Regions from separate parts of the Mus musculus genome. Here region 2 is linked to region 1. A link is a loop called in an ENCODE intact Hi-C map of the cell type or tissue named here. Cell type or tissue: left cerebral cortex. All regions are shown on one strand.

What was found. A loop is a pair of places that touch in the nucleus more often than their neighbours do. Peaks named below come from ENCODE experiments on the same cell type or tissue, not always from the same donor. Only the 100,000 strongest peaks of a DNase experiment are listed, where the experiment ranks them.
Region 2: a loop joins it to region 1, with 2.2 times the contacts of the local background. A loop is called at or near these places in 4 of 42 quality-filtered maps.

The regions. Positions count from the first base shown.
Region 1 is chr19:3,764,869-3,772,868 of GRCm38, reverse strand. Kmt5b (lysine methyltransferase 5B) reads right to left here and starts at 4,980. Exons shown (of 11, transcript NM_001379678.1): 1 at 4,529-4,980. In left cerebral cortex, CTCF peaks have their summits at 3,312 (motif pointing left) and 4,038 (motif pointing left); DNase peaks (open chromatin) are centred at 4,062, 4,349, 4,780, 5,381 and 1 more place; H3K4me3 peaks cover 3,074 bases; H3K27ac peaks cover 2,709 bases.
Region 2 is chr19:3,701,892-3,709,891 of GRCm38, reverse strand. It overlaps 1810055G02Rik (RIKEN cDNA 1810055G02 gene), which reads right to left and starts at 1,599. Exons shown (of 4, transcript NM_028077.3): 1 at 1,456-1,599. Gm36608 (predicted gene, 36608) reads left to right here and starts at 1,724. Exons shown (of 3, transcript NR_167751.1): 1 at 1,724-1,831; 2 at 3,107-3,246. In left cerebral cortex, CTCF peaks have their summits at 1,043, 2,280 and 3,504 (motif pointing left); DNase peaks (open chromatin) are centred at 1,643, 2,102, 3,373 and 6,568; H3K4me3 peaks cover 2,147 bases; H3K27ac peaks cover 1,283 bases.

The DNA.
Region 1 (8,000 bases):
ATGGGAAATCGCTCTCAAAAAATTTTTTAAAAAGAAAAAAATCACTAGAAATTAACACAAACTTATAAAAATAGGCTAGAGTGATTATTGTATAGACTGAGTCTCTATAATAAAACCCTACAATGCAGACTGGAGAAATGGCTCAGTGGTTGATAGCACTGGCAGCTCTTCCAGAGGTCCTGAGTTCAAATCCCAGCAACTACATGGTGGCTCACAGCCATCTGTAATGGGATCCCGTGCCCTCTTCTGGTGTGTCTGAAGACAGCGACAATGTTCTCTATAAATAAAATAAATCTTTAAAAAAAAATAACAACAACCCTACAATGCATTTAAAATAATATGGATATAATTAAAAATTGGGGATTACAACAAGTTATATTTGTAACTGTAAACTGTTTGTTTTGGCTTCTTTTCTGGGGGGAAGAGGGGTTGGAGACAGTGTTTCTCTGTGTAGACCTGGCTGCCCTGGAATTTGCTCTGTAGACCAGGCCGGCCTCAAATTCAAGAGATCTGCCTCTCAAGTGCTAGAATTAAAGGCATGTGCTACCACTACCAGACTTTGTTCTGGCTTTTTGAAACAGGGTCTTACCATGTATTCTAAACTGACTTCCAACTTGAGAGCCTCATATCTCTAGAAGGCTAGGATTGTAAGTACAAGCCAGCCACTATGCTCACTTTGAAAAGTGTCTAGGAAAAAGTGGATTTCAGATTATACTGAACAAAAAATAATTTAGATATTGATCAGACACCTTTCCTCTCACTGATACTTCTAATCTTTAGGAAGCATCCAATTACTTCGGGGGTGGGTGAAGATTACAGTGAGATCTACTATTTAAAAAAAACTGTCTTTAACAATTTCCTATTAGAGTAGAAGGAAGAATGCAGATATGGAAAATGGATTTTAAAAGACACCCCCCCCATCTCCCAGTTAAAACTCCTGACCTGCTCAATAAGAACCCTTATCTGTACAGTAAGCTTATGGAATTCGGCCATTTAACTTCAAAGTTTGGGAGGTAGAGAGATAACTCAATGGTTATAAGTACTTGTTACTCTTGCAAAAGACCCAAATTCAGTTCTCGGAACCAACACAGTGGCTCCTAATCATTGGTAACTTAGGTTCTAAGGGACTGGATGTCCTCTTTGATCTCTAGGGGCACCAGATGCACATATTCGGGCACAACAACTCATACACATAACTTCTAATATATTTAAAAATCAGCAGGGATTTTAATTCACACTTCAAGATATGAGCCTTTTTTTAAATGATTTTACTATTTTAAATTATGTGTACGTGTGTGGTTACGTGCACATGAGTGTAGGTGCTCTTAGAGGCCAGAAGTGTCAGATTCCCTGGGACTGAAGTTACAGGTATTTGTGAGCCACCTGATGTGGGTACTAGGAACTGAACTCACTGACTGAGCTGCCTCTGCAGCCCGATATTTTAAGATTTCAAAACTGACAACTTGGGGCTGGTGAGATGGCTCAGTGGGTAGGAGCACCCGACTGCTCTTCCGAAGGTCAGGAGTTCAAATCCCAGCAACCACATGGTGGCTCACAACCATCCGTAACGAGATCTGACTCCCTCTTCTGGAGTGTCTGAGGACAGCTACAGTGTACTTACATATAGTCAATAAATAAATCTTTAAAAAAAAAAAAAACTGACAACTTATCCAAGAAAGACGCTGCTTTTGCAAACTGCTGCACTGAAGTCCATCAGTCAGTCAGTCTTCATGCCAGGAAAACAATGTTCTATCCACTCCAAAAACAAAGTAATTAAAGACAGAGAAAGCAAAGGTTGCATGGACATATAAAGCTGGTGTGTAGGCCAAGAACTACCTCCACCTGAGATACAAGTCCCCTGTGCTGTGTCTACAGTCACTCAACTTGTGCTCGGCAACCAATAATGTGAGCCCACAGAGGGATGGCATGTAGTCCCTTGTTTTTATAAGTAAAAAATGCTCTAGAGTTAACAAAGTCCCAGACCTTTTGACCAGAAAAAAGGATTTTGGTGAATAGAGAGAAGGTAAAGTTCACATGTGACAAGCAAAATAATGGATGGAATCATAATGATTTCTCTGAGAGCATCTGTTCTGCAAGCCACTGGAAAAGCACTCCTGAGGACACGGAGCTTCTCAGACACTATCCACAAATCTGCTGTACAACCAGACACATAGCTGGGCATTATAAACCTGTAAGCTGACAACTATGTAGGAGATTACATATGAGGTAAGATCCACTGATGACCAAAGGGAAACTTAAAAAGACTGCCCTACCCACCTATAAAACACCTGCTGGACTGCACAAACACCCCAGAACACAGCCCTCTCATCTGCATACATTTCTGCAACCCAGCCTTCCTGGGCATGGTCCACTGGTAACTTCTACAAGTACAGAGAGCCCAGTGTCACCACAGTGGGTGAAAATACATTCAAAAGAGCACTTGGGAGAGGAAGGAAAGTCCTTGGAAATGGTTTTTAAAGAGTTGGGTTTCAATCACAGAGAAAGGATGGAGGCCTAGTCTCCTCTTGAAGTATACAAAGTTAAGGGGTTTGTTTCTTTTCTTTTCCTCTTTTATAACAATTTTAAAGAACACTTTCAGTGGCACTGAGTAGATACAATTTGAAAAGCCTCAAAGAGGCTTGACATAGAAATTAACAAATTATCTCTTTCATGCTGTGACTACTGAGCACCTGTGCCGAGGTAGACCAGCTAAATCTATGATTCAACTATGATTCAACAGGCTCACAAGAAAACCAACGTACGTGCAATGGCAAAGCCAATCTCACCAAGCATGCAAAGACTTTCAGGGAACAGAGGAATCCTGGCTTCTGTGCAGGCCAACCAGGATGCTTCTTCATAAGCCTATGCCAGCAGCAGGCTATACTCTCTTGCGGCTTTTCTAAGGATGGATGTATGCTGGGACAGGAGAAAGCCAGAGACCGGATGGCCAAAAGGCACCAGGTATGGCAACTAGCATAAGTGAGCTTGGAAGAGGGAGTACAGTGTCCGATGTCGAGAGGCTATAGACTCAGAGTCTACTGTTTGCCCATGTATGACACCTAGACATTTATTTGCACACTTTAACCCTGGACCATAGGGGCTCTTAGTGAGGGACTTGGTCAAACCCACGTCTACATTGCAAACGTGTGTCTTTGGCAATTCACTCTTAAGGCATGGACTTCACTCAAAAGTCGTCTGTGGGGGCTGGTGAGATGGCTCAGTGGGTAAGAGCACCCAACTGCTCTTCCAAAGGTCTGGAGTTCAAATCCCAGCAACCACATGGTGGCTCAAAACCATCAGAATAGAGATCTGACTCCCTCTTCTGGAGTGTCTGAAGGCTGCTACAGTGTACTTACATATAAGAAATAAATAAATCTTTAAAAAAAGTTGTCTGTGATCATTTCAGGCAAAAAGAAAAACAATAACTTCTTCATCGCCTCTGAAAGGGCTTATGTTTTGTCTACTAATTACCCAAACTGGCTGGCGTTTCTGTCAAAATAAATAAATAAATAAATAAGAACGGGGAACAGTTACAAGGAGAAGCGAGTTCCTCTAAGGAATCCATCCACTCGGCAGCCTCCCAACCCCTCAGGCCTGTGTCAGACAGTTTTAAGTCTAGAAAGCAGGTTTAAAAAACAAACAAACAAATCAAGTCAGGCAATCCATCTTGTCTGCTCCTCTGAGAGGACTGTCTCAGAGTGAGCGCCATCAGAAAGTTCAAGATGAACTTCACGTCTCCTCCTCTCCTTCTTGCACTCTGGCTGAACGAGCGGATGACAGATCGAGTGACGCCAGTGCCACTGCGTGGGGCCCGAGCGACTGCCCCCCACCCCCACCCCACCCCCGCGCGCGACAGTCTGAGCCTGGAGCAACAGGAAACGAGGCTCGGGCCAAAACAAAAACAACCGAAAGTTCGGCGAGCCGGCGCGAGCAGATTGGGCGAGACGCTTGCCGGCCGCCCATTGGAGAAGAGGAAAAACACAGTCCCCCAATCCCGAGCGGCCGAGCAGCTCCCCTCGTGCGGCCGCGACCCGGCCCTCGCCGACCGCTACCGCTCCCTTCCGGCCGCCGCCAACACTGCAGGCCGTGCTCGCTCGCCCGGCCGCCCCGGCCCCGCAGCCCCGCCCCGCGGCCCGGTTCCTGCACGCACGCACGCACGCACGTACGTCCTCCGCGGCTCACCGCCAGCACTGCCGGTCTTCCAGCACCGGGCCCGTCCAAGAGCTCCGCCACCGAGCTCCCGAAGCGCCCGGCTACACTTTTTGGTCCCTCCAGAAAAATTAATCACCAAAAAATATTTCCTCAGAAAAAAAAATTGGAGAGTAAAATCCAATATGGCGGCACGGACGTAGCACCGCCCGCTGCCTCCGCTGACGGAAGGGGGGGGGAAATAAAGGAGTCCGCGTCCGCCGAGGGGCCCCCCCAACCCTGCCGCCACGGCCACCACCGCGGCCCGCGCCAAGCCCCTGTCCCCGAGCCCTGGCTCGCAGCGCCGGGCCACCCCCGCCTCACAGTCCTCGGGCCTCACCTCCACCTCGCGCGCAGTCGCGGGATCTGAGAGGCATCCGCCGACTTCGGGGCTTCGCGTCCTGCGTTCTCGCGCAGCGCCGGGTGCCGCCTCCGGTCCCCGGGCGTCCTCACCTCATAGCCCCCGAGCCTCGCTGCCGCGCCGCAGACGCGTCGCCGCCCCCGGTGAGCCACCCGGACACCGCCCGGGCTCGGTGGAAGGACACGAAAAGGAGTCCACGACTGACGGCGGAGGGACACCACGCCGACACCGAGCGTGCGCGCACCTTTGCTCCGCGCTAGTGGCCGCGATGGCTTCGACGGAATTCTGCGGGAAGAGGCTGAGAGACACCAGAGAGAATGAAGTTCCCTGCCGCGGCACCCGACAGCGGAGGCACAAGAGTAAATCCCCCCCACCACCACCACCAAAGAAACCACGTCGTTGCCGTCGCTGAGCCTCGAGGCGGAGGGATCGCAGCGAGAGTCGTTCGAAGATCCCTCCGCCCGGCTGCCCTTTAAATCTCGGTGGAGGCGGCGTCGCCGCGCGCCCGGTGGGCGCCACCTAGTACCCCGGCCGCTTGCTGCCCCGCGGGGTTGGCCCCCGCCCCCGTCTCGTGCGCACCTGCACCTACCAGGGACAGCTCCCGAGCTGCGATTTCAGGGGGCAACTGCGAGGCGCACGGCGCTCCGGGCCCGCTGTGCCTCCGGGGTGCACTGAGGGGAGGCGGCCGGGAATGGCGAGTTTCTTTGTTGTGGGGATGGGTGTCGTTGGAAGCAGAAACACCCTTCAAGACCATGTGGGCCACCTGAACGGTACCACGCGGGAGGCGGGGAGGGAGCGTGCTTTGGGTCCCCCGTGCTGACACCGGCCGCTCCTTGAGCACCTACTGAGTGACAACCTTTCCACGACGCAGCCACTCCTCGCCCTCTTCGGGCTCAACCGGCGCAAGAAAGGCGGTTTGGTCCTCCGGGAGCTTGGGGCGGAAGATCCGGAGTGGCTTGCACCCACGCCTGGGGTATGGTGAAGCCCCACCCCTTGGATCTTGCAGTTGGATAAGGGGTGCCTCACAACAATAACGAGGGTCACATCCTTGTCCCTAACCAGACGTCGTTCCCAACGATCTGGTGTGTCCCTTTATTTGTCCCTCAGGGTAATCCCCAGAGGTCGAGAGTATTGTGGGTTCCAGTTTACACACAGGGAAATTGAGGCATGGACTAGTTGGGTGACTTTTCAACTACTCAGGGCTGGAGCCAGAGCCTCTTATACACTATTCTATGAAAAACGCAGGCTTTAAAGTGAAGCAGGTGGTTGGGACCTGAAGGAGGTGTTTGAGGTTGTCACGTATTGAAGCAAACACCTGAGTGAGGTGGAGGGTGTTATGGAAAGGTACGAAAATGTCCAGGCAATGGAAAGAAAGAATGCAACTCCAGCGACACATGAGACAGGGAGAACAGCTGAGGCCATTGCAGGAGGGCCCCAGCCTGCCTCGGTTCCCTGCAAACACCACTACCACACTGAACACTCACATACCTTAGCATAGTAGGCATTTTCTAGAGGATGGCTCAGCAGAGTCAAGCAAATACCAACTTAGCTCCCATTGCCCTTGCCTCTTTGATCTTGAGTACTTGACGACGCTTGTTATCCCCTTCCATAGATGGGAAACAGAGGCACAGAAACCTGCTAAGGACACATAGCTGGGAAGGTATATTTCTTCAAAACCAGAATTCCTGTGCTGACCTCAGCTGTGTGACCTGTATCCTCAGTCTACAGACCATCTTGGGAGTGGGCAGTGGGCATAGGAGACCAGTCACAGGAGATACAGGGCTTGACACTTCAGGTCGACTTCCTGCCCTTTCCAGTCACCTGTTGCATCGGATCTATCCTGCTGTATTCCCTTTTTGTAGACACAGCTAACAATTCCTTTGATCTTAGTTTTGTTGTGTTTTTCTAGTTTCTTAATACCGCTACCCCACAAGACTTCTATAGGACTTGGCTCCAAATATGTGCCAGAGACACTAAAGTTGCTTCTGCCACGTTTGATACCAAATGCCAAAGAGCTGAACATACACGGGACACCAGATGGTGTCCCTCCAGTGGGCACCAATGGTCCTAGACTGACTTTCAGAGGTAGAATGCTCAGGTTCCAAGTCCACCCAAACTTCAGCAACCCTGGGCCCCAAATTCTCCTGTCTTCCACCTCAAAACAACAGCACATGACCCTTCAGGCTCACCCAAGCTCCCAGCTCTGTATAGCTCTTAAGTGCTTCCATTTATTCCCTGCTGAATGCCAGGCCAAGTGTAGGCATTCCCTTCCAAGGAAATGGACTGGGATTCTAGCCTGCCATAGAAGAACCCAAGTGAGCATAGCACAGCCTTTCAGCCTGTCCAGTGCTGTCCTTCCAATCCCTCAACAACTGCTGCTCTTCTAGCGGCAGCTCTGAGACCTAGGTAGACCATGATTGATGAAACTGGGCTGGGCTCAGGACCTTTGTTGAGCCATGCTGAAAGCTTGGGGCTTTTATAGGGCTTGATCTACGGAGGTCATGGCTGAGTTGGCTCTTGCCACAGCTGGGAGTTGCCCTCCTGGGGGAAACTGGAAATTAGACTTTCCTATAGTGGGAGGCCAGCTAGAGGATTCTCCTGCCAGCTGGCCCAGAGTAGGGATCAGGAAATAGAAGGCCAGGCACCTGCTGGGTCCCCACATGACAGGAGGCTCGGCATTTACAATGTGAAGCCTCTGGGTGCCCTATGGCAGGAGAACCAGCCACAGAGCTTGGGCCCCCCACCCAAACTGGCTGGACTCTGAGGGCTTAACAACTCTAAAGAAAGGCTGAGTTGGCGGGAGAGTCTCAGTCTGCCCTAGCAGAAACACCCTGAGGCTGACCAAAGGGAGCCCCAGCCAAACACTGGCAGGTCCCCTAAGCAAGCAGTGCCATTGCCAGGGCACTGACTAAGCCCACAGAGTCAGTTCCTGTGGTCAACAGGCAGGCATTGGTATGCCCAGTAGCATTTTAGTCACCCAGCCTGGTCCCGTGTTCCATGGTACCCCTTCTCCAAATGTTCATTTCACCAGTCCCCTTTTGCCTCGGGGGATAGCATCAGCATCCTGGGACCCTGTACTTCTTTGGAGTTCTTGCACATGGGGCTGACCATGGGATCTCAAGTTGGGTGAGTCATTTCTCAACCTCTACTTGTAAAGCAGCTTGGGTGCTTGGACTCTCTCAGATGGACCTCTCCAGCCTCTTCTCCAACAAATTCAAGACTGCTCTGCTGTCTTGAATCTGAAGCAGGTATCTGAAACTGGTGGGAAATGGAGATAGATTTGGGCATTCTGAGAACCTCTGGGTGGCTGGCTGGCTTCCTGGTCTTGGATAAGGGCACCACCAGGCCCCTGGACTGCCCCTCAGACACTTCTGTAACTCAGCTCCAGCACTCTTTCTGTCCTCCCTTATGCCTACAGTGACCTAGCATCCTTACCTCGCTACCTTTACAG
Region 2 (8,000 bases), 63 kb after region 1:
CTTTAGAACAAAACAAAACACCCATACACATTAAATAGAGGAAAGAAAACACTAACAAAAAAACCAAGTATTAACTCAGAAACTAGAACAAACAGACTGGGGTTGAGTCTCTTTTTGGGAATTGGTCCCCACAGGATCTGCAGGGAATCAGCATCAGGACACCTTCTGCCAGCTCATACAAGAAGGCCAGTATCATGTTCTCAATTCCATCGTGTCACACGGGCACACCCTTTCCACCACAGGGCAATGTCTATACACATAAGACTTTAAGTCTGCATTTCCTGAGCTGTTCCTACTAAAGTTCAGCCAGGTGACTTGTGTGAGTCCCCAAGTGACAACTAACCCTTGAGATGCTGCCCAATTCCTCTAATGTTTGTTTGACAGATTGCACTCCCAATCTTGCCTTGCCTTTAATGCCTTTATGATGTGTGGATTGCTATATACACATCACTAGACCTCAAATTGGTGAGCTTTTTCTCTGACATACACAGATTTCAATTCAAGAAGTCCAGACTCAGCAAAGACCATTAATAATCCCTATCAGCAGGGCCCCCGTCTCTACTCCACGCTAGGGAAGTTACACAATTACAGAACAGAAATTGGGAAAGCTAGTACAGGACAAACCACAGTCACCTACCTAATCCTGACACATCACCTGCTTGGACGTATTATGTACACAGACATTGCCCTGTGATCTAAAGGATGTATCCACGTGGCAGACATTAGCCCACGATCCCAGAACATTAAATATTATCTTAACTGCACCGCTTATCTCCAGGTATCTGAAAGTTCAGGTCTCACTACCAAAATGCCAAAGGTCTGTGTTCTAAACGCTTGCTAAGCCAGTATTTCTGATATTCTGCTGTCCAACAGGCGAGTCTAATTTATAAACGGAAAACCTGTATTTTAAACAGTTTGCTGGTTGACTTATTGAAATTTTAGAGCTGGTTCCTAGGGGTCGGGGTGTAAGTAATACAAGTTTTTAAGAGTTGGACTTCTAAGCTCCAGCCAGACCGTTAAGCGCACAAGCTAGCGGCCACAAGGGGAGGCAGGCAAGTAGACAAATGAGGAGGAAGGAAAAATGTGATGGATTTTCCTCATTGGTAGGTAGAAGAGTTTGGGGTGCAGGCCTCAACTATTTCCGAGACCAACACCTTCTAGGGTACAGCCTGATCCAAGACTCGCCTACTCTCGAATGTCCGTAGAGTGCTCGCAAACTGCCCAGCATCGACTGGCGATCGCCGTCAGCCCACCTCCTCCTCCTCCTCCTGCGCATCCATGCTTCTCTAAGGGCTCGGCCCATTCCTCCCTCCTCCGCCTTGAATCTCCATTCCTCACCGCCTAGCGCACCGGGTCCCCATTCATCCCTCCTCCGCCCCGCACCTCGCTGTCCATCCCCAAGCGGCTCATGGGGCCTTCACGACAGCTCCCTGGACAGCAGTGCGGGTCACTTACCCGGACGCGGCAGGCCCGTGGCCCTCACACCGCAGCGCAGCCACTTCAGCGATTCAGCCCCGCGCGGGGACGTGGACCGCAGCGAAACCCAGTTAGCTCAGCTCACTGGTGCGCGCTGGACCCCACCCGGACTGCCCCGGAAAGACGTCACGAAAGCGGGACCAATAGGCTGTCGCTGGCACGCGCGGCCGCGTGCGGTGGGCGTGGTTTGTTTAGGCCACGCCTGCTTCAGGAGCTGCCTTCCAACTTGGTCCCGCCTTGGCCACGCAGAGCTATTTGGAGCCGATCTAACGGAAGTGAGCGATCCAGGGACTTGTAGGCTATGTCTGTGTCTAGGGCTTTTCCCAGAAGCCGGGGAGAAGAGGGGTCAGATCAGGTGAGCGCAGATGTACTCGGACGATGGCTGGTCTGGACAGGGCAGCTCTAGAAGGCCTCATGAGGTACTTTATGAGGCTCTTCTGACCCGGTTCCTGATCTTTCTTCCCATCGGCTATTCAACTCCTTAAGGCGGTCCAGCCTTGTCCTTGCTCGCAGGCATGGCTTGGCTACTGAGGTTTGCTTTGCACACACTGCACCTGCCAGCTTCTGGCTAAGCATTTCACCTGAAAGGCAATACACTGATTTAATCCTGCAAGAAGATCTCGCTTTTGTTTTCAAGTCCAGAAACAGTCTCACAAAGGGCTTTGGAATTTTACACGTGGCATGACACGTGGGACGAAATGGAAAGCCTGTGAGACTTGCTTTTAATTTTAAAAGATTAGGGTTGGAGAGATGGCTCAGCAGTTAAGAGCACTGATGCTCTTGCAGATGACCCCGCTTGATTCCCAGCATCCACACGGTGGCTCACGACCATCTGAAAGAGCAGTTCCAGGAGATTCCATGCCTTAAGGCCTCCAGTGCACGTACATACATAATATGTATTGGAGTAGGCAAAATTCCCATACATAATGTTTGTATTTTATTTTTGAGTCAGGGTCTCTCTTTGTATCCCTTCTGTACTGGAACTCTGCATAGATCCAATTGTCCTTGAACTCACAGAGATCACTTGCCTCATGACTTCCTGTGCTAGGATTAAAGTCATGGGCCACTGCATCCAGCATACATAATTTTTAAAGAAAGAATTTAACGTAAAGTAGGTTTTGCAAGTCAGTAGGTGAATTCTGCTACTGAATGCCAATTTGTGTAAAACCCTTTTTAGGTCTCCTACCATGCCCATCCAAAGCGATCATCGTTGCCAGTTTTGTTTTGAGACAAGGTTTCACAGTCCAGCCCTGGCTGGTTTGGGGTTTCACAGTCCAGCCCTGGCTGGTTTGGGGTTTCACAGTCCAGCCCTGGCTGGTTTGGGGCTTGCTATGTAGATCATCCTAGCCTTGAACTCACAGAAATCTGTTTGCCTGCTGGGATTAAAAGTATGTGCCACCATGGCTGGCCTATTTCTAGTTTTATAACCTGTCTTGAGTCCTGGGATCAGAAACCAATGGACCCTGCTCTGAGCTCTATTAAGACTATATATAAGCCTTGCTGTGCTGTCATCAGCACAACCTGCTTTCCGCTGTGTGGAATTTGCCCATCAATGGCTTGCTGAAAGCAGCTGGAGGAAGGCACTGGCAGACAAGCTCCTTTTGCTTTGTGTTTATTTTAATCCCCCAAGGTGTTCCAGAAGAAGAAATACAATATCAGTGCTCAGTGAAAACACTCCTGAACCATGGAAATGGCGTGTAGTGCTGTTCACCCTTTCCTCAGATGTCAAGAGTCTCTGGTGTTCAACTCACAACTTCCTCAAATGCCAAGGTACTCATTTCTCTCCTAAGAAAAACAGATAGTAGGGTGTGGTGGTGCATGCCACTGATCCCAGCACTCAGGAGGCAGAGGCAGGAGGATCTCTGTGAGTTCCAGGCCAAGGCTACATAGTGACACCTTAAAAAACAAAATAAACCGGCATGTGGGGGTTGGGGGAGAACTGGAGAAATGGTTCAGCAGTTAAGAGCACCAGCTGCTCTACCACAGGGGCTCTCAACCATCTATAATGAGTTCTGATGCCCTCTTCTGGCATGAAGGGGTATATTCAGATAGAGTACTCATATACATAAAATAAATAAATAAATCTTTTTTTTTTTTATAAAACAAATTCCCATTAATTTCATTTTGGTTTTTTGTTTTAAAGATTTATTTATTTATTATATGTAAGTACACTGTAGCTGTCTTCAGACACTCCAGAAGAGGGCATCAGATCTTGTTACAGATGACTGTGAGCCACCATATGGTTGCTGGGATTTGAACTCTGGACCTTCGGAAGAACAGTCGGGTGCTCTTACCCACTGAGCCATATCACCACCCCCAAATAAATCTTTTTTAAAAAGAGAAACAGACAGACCCAAAGTGTTTTGAAAAATTGGAAGCAATGTGCTTGTTCACAGGTCTTCATGAACATTACTCTGAATTTCCCAGGCAAGTAATGAGGTAAAAATGGTAGAAGTAGAGCCAGCCAGGCAGTGGTGGCACACGCCTTTAATCCCAGCAGCTGGGAGGCAGGGGCAAGCAGATCTCTGAGTTCGAGGCCAGTCTGGTCTACAGAGTGAGTTCCAGGGGCTATACAGAGAAACCCTGTCTCAAAAAAAGCAAAAAAAAAAAAAAAAAAAAAAAAAAAAGGTAGAAGTGTAAATTTTTTCCTTTTTTTCATGACAAGGTCTTGCTATAAAACTTTAGATGGCCTAGAACTCACTATAAAGACTACGCCATCCTCAAAATCAGATATTCACCAACTCTGCCTCATGAGTGCTGGGATTAAAGACATGTACCATGATAACTGGCTAAGAATATAATTTTAAAAGTAAATTTTCATTATTTATAAAATATGTGAACTATTTTATTATTATTACTATTTTTTTTTTTTTTTTTTTTTACTTTTGGAGACAGGGAATGTTCTGTAACTTGCTTTGTTCACTAAGCTGGAGGAAGTCTGAGATTTGCCTACATCTGCCTCCCAAGTACCACCAGTGCCCAGTCAATTTTTATATGTATATCATTTACATGCAATACCCATGAAGAGAGTGTCTTATCCTGCAGTCACAGATTGTTGTGAGCCACACATGTGGGTGCTGGGAATCAAACCCAGTTCCTCTACAAGATCAGCAAGTGCTCTGACCATTGAGCCATCTCTTCAGCCTCTTTTTCCCTTTTTTTTTTTTTTTTTTTTTGGTTGTTGTTGTTTTGAGACAGTTTCTTTTTGTAGCCCTGCTTGTCTTAGAGCTAGCTCTGTAGAGCAGGCTGGCCTCAAACTCACACTCTTCTTCTTCTTCTTCTTCTTCTTCTTCTTCTTCTTCTTCTTCTTCTTCTTCTTCTTCTTCTTTAAAAGATTTATTTATTTGTTTTATGTAAGTACACTGTCATTTAAGACACACTTAAGAGCATCAGATTCCATTACAGATGATTGTGAGCCACCATGTGGTTACTGGGATTTGAACTCGGGACTTTTGGAAGAGCAGTCAGTGCTCTTAACCGCTGAGCCATCTCTCCAGCCTGCCTGAAGTTTTATTTTAAAAAGAAGATGAGGGCTGGAGAGATGGCTCAGTGGTTAAGAGCACTGACTGCTCTTCCAGAGGTCCTGAGTTCAATTCCCAGCAACCACATGGTAGCTTACAACCATCTGACACCCTCTTCTGCAGTGTCTGAAGACAGCTACAGTATACTTACATATAATAAATAAATAATTCTTAGCCAGGTTGGTGGCGCAAGCCTTTAATCTTAGCACTTGGGAGGCAGAGTCAGGCAGATTTCTGAGTTCGAGGCCAGCCTGGTCTACAGAGTGAGTTCCATGACAGCCAGGGCTACACAGAGAAATCCTGTCTTGAAAAAACAAAACAAAACAATAATAATAATATAATAATTAATTAATTCTTAATAATAATATTAATAATATTTCAGGGCTTTAATCTCAGTACTTAGCATTAGGGAGGCAGAGGTGGGCAGATTTCTTGAGTTTGAGGCCAGCCTCTTCTACAGAGTGAGTCCCAGGACAATCAGGGCTACACAGTGAGACTGTCTCAAAACAAAATTATCTAGAAGTATAGTGAGTGAGTGTAGTCCTGAGTGAATTGTGTTGTTGATGTAATATGCCATGGCGCAGCCATATTACAGCCCCCAGTGCCTCAGCCCATGTGAGCGGCAAAGCCTTACCTGAGGGATTAAAGCCTTTCTCTGGTTGGAATGTGAACATAGACAATATGTGAAAAAAAAATGTCCACGGTAGTCACCCAGTCCTAAGACTGCTCCGCTGCAGAGACTGCTCCTGCTGAGATGAGCTAAACCTGTCTCCTTGTTCACCAGCTCTGTATAATATACATCCTGAGCTTCCTGGATGCTGCCCATCAGAGACTCTAGCTCATCCAATCTCAGCTTTCCCTGTATATGTGCTGCCATTCCTTCATCCCTCACTGCCCCTAGTCAAGGTTCCAGGACCCAAGCTGTAAGGCAAAGAAGTAAAGGCTATGGCCAGGCATGTGGTACAGGTGTGGTACAGGTCTGGTGCAGGTGTGCCATCTCAGCTGCTTGGGAGGCAGGAGATGGAGGATTGCAAGTTCAAGGCCTACCTAGACTACAGAAGTAGTTCAAAGCTAGTCTTGACAACATAACAAGGCCATGCCACAAAATGTAAAAGGCAAAACAAGGGCAGGGAAGTAGCTCAGTGAGATCAAGTGTTTGTGTTAGTGTATTTCAGCCCCGTTGTCACAGACATGTCGGGGTTGGCATGAGAGATGGCTCCTTGGTGAAGAGCCCCTACTGCCCTTGCAGTAGGACCTTATACCAGAGTTTAATGCTCACCACCCACACTGCTGCCCACAACTTTTCTGTAACAATTACAGGGTGTCCAGGATGTCCACTGGCCTCTATGGACACCTGTATGCATTAGTTCTTACATATAGACATACTCATTTAAAAAGTAAAAACAGAAAAACAGGCTGTGAACTCTCAAACTAGAGGAGCCCAAAGCGCATTTGGCCCTAATTCTGTGGGCTCAGAGTCACACAGCAAAGGAGGAGGTTGGCCCATGTGGGAAACGAGCCCAATCCCAGGTCTGTATCAAGTTCCTAGCATTGTACTAAGGTTAATCTCTTGCTGTTAACAATGGTTCTGTAGTTATGTAAGATGCTAACATATGGGGGAATCTGGGTTAATATATGGGGAAGCAGGAACTGGATAGTATTTTTGTAAAACTTCTGTTAAGACAAAATTATCTCAAAATAGAAAGGAAAAAAAGAACAGGGAATAATGGTCATTTTGCTGGGTGTAGTGGTGTCTTGATGTGTGGGAGACTGAGTCAGGTTCAAGATGAGTCTGGTCTACATACGGAGTTCAAAGCCACCTAGGGCTGCATAGTGATACCCTGCTTCAATGTAAAAACAAACAAACAAACAAACAAACAAACAAACAAACAAACAGAGTCAATTTTACCACTGGCAAGTCTTGTCTTGCAAGATTGATTTGGTTTCATCCCCTGAATCTGTATGGTGGAAGGAGAGAACTGACTCCCAAAAGTTATCTTCTAACCTCCACACATACACCACGGCACAGGTGTAGACAGAAGACAGGGGCAAGTTAAGTTGTAGCGCACGTATACCCCTCCAGCAACCCACTTCCTCCCGTCTCCTATTTCATACTTCCCAATGCTATTAGGTCATGAAGCCATTTAGGAATTAATCCATTGATTAGATCTAAGTCCTCAAGACCTGATGGTCTCTGGAGACTCTATAATGGATGCTCATACTGTGGTGGTTTGAATGAGAATGGCCCCCTGTTGGGGATTGGTTCTAATGCTTTGAATTAATCTGGCCTCCAAAATCAGGAATCTGTATGTCCAAATGCTGAAGGTCCTTGTCCCCAATTGGTCTTTGATTGATGAATAAAGAGCCAACAGCCAATGGCTGGGCAGGTAGACCTTTGGATTGCGAGGGCTAAGAACTGTTAGGGAGAAAGAGAATCATGGCTTGGGGGAGAAGGACAGGATGTAAGAGCTGCAGGGGAGAAAGTCAACCAGCTATGTAAGAATTTGGGTAACTGGCCACTTCCCCTATTGGGCCTGGGGTAACAGGGGAAGGTTTAGGAGTCTCAGACATCCTGGAGGAGAACGTTTGTTAGCAGGGGAAGGTTTAGGAATGCCTAGCCTTTGAGCTAGTCACAGCATGTCAAAAATTAACGTGTGTGTGTGTGTGTGTGTGTGTGTGTGTGTGTGTGTGTGTGTGTGTATTTCATTTGCAAATCCAGATTGCTCCTGTGGTGTGTGTGTGTACAACCCACTAGGAGCCAAAGCAGTAGAGCTAAAAACTACTGCTCCAGTTCTCAGAGGCTTGAGTGCTGGAATAACTGGTCTCCAGTTGATGGAACTATATCGGAAGGATTAGGAATTGTATAGCCTTGTTGCAGGAAGTGTGTCACTGGGGTGGGCTTTGAGGTTTCAAAAGCCCACTCCAGGCCAAGTCTGATTTTTCTCTTTCGGCCTTCTGCCTGTGGACCAGGATGTAAGCTCTTTGCTGCTCCAGCACCATGCC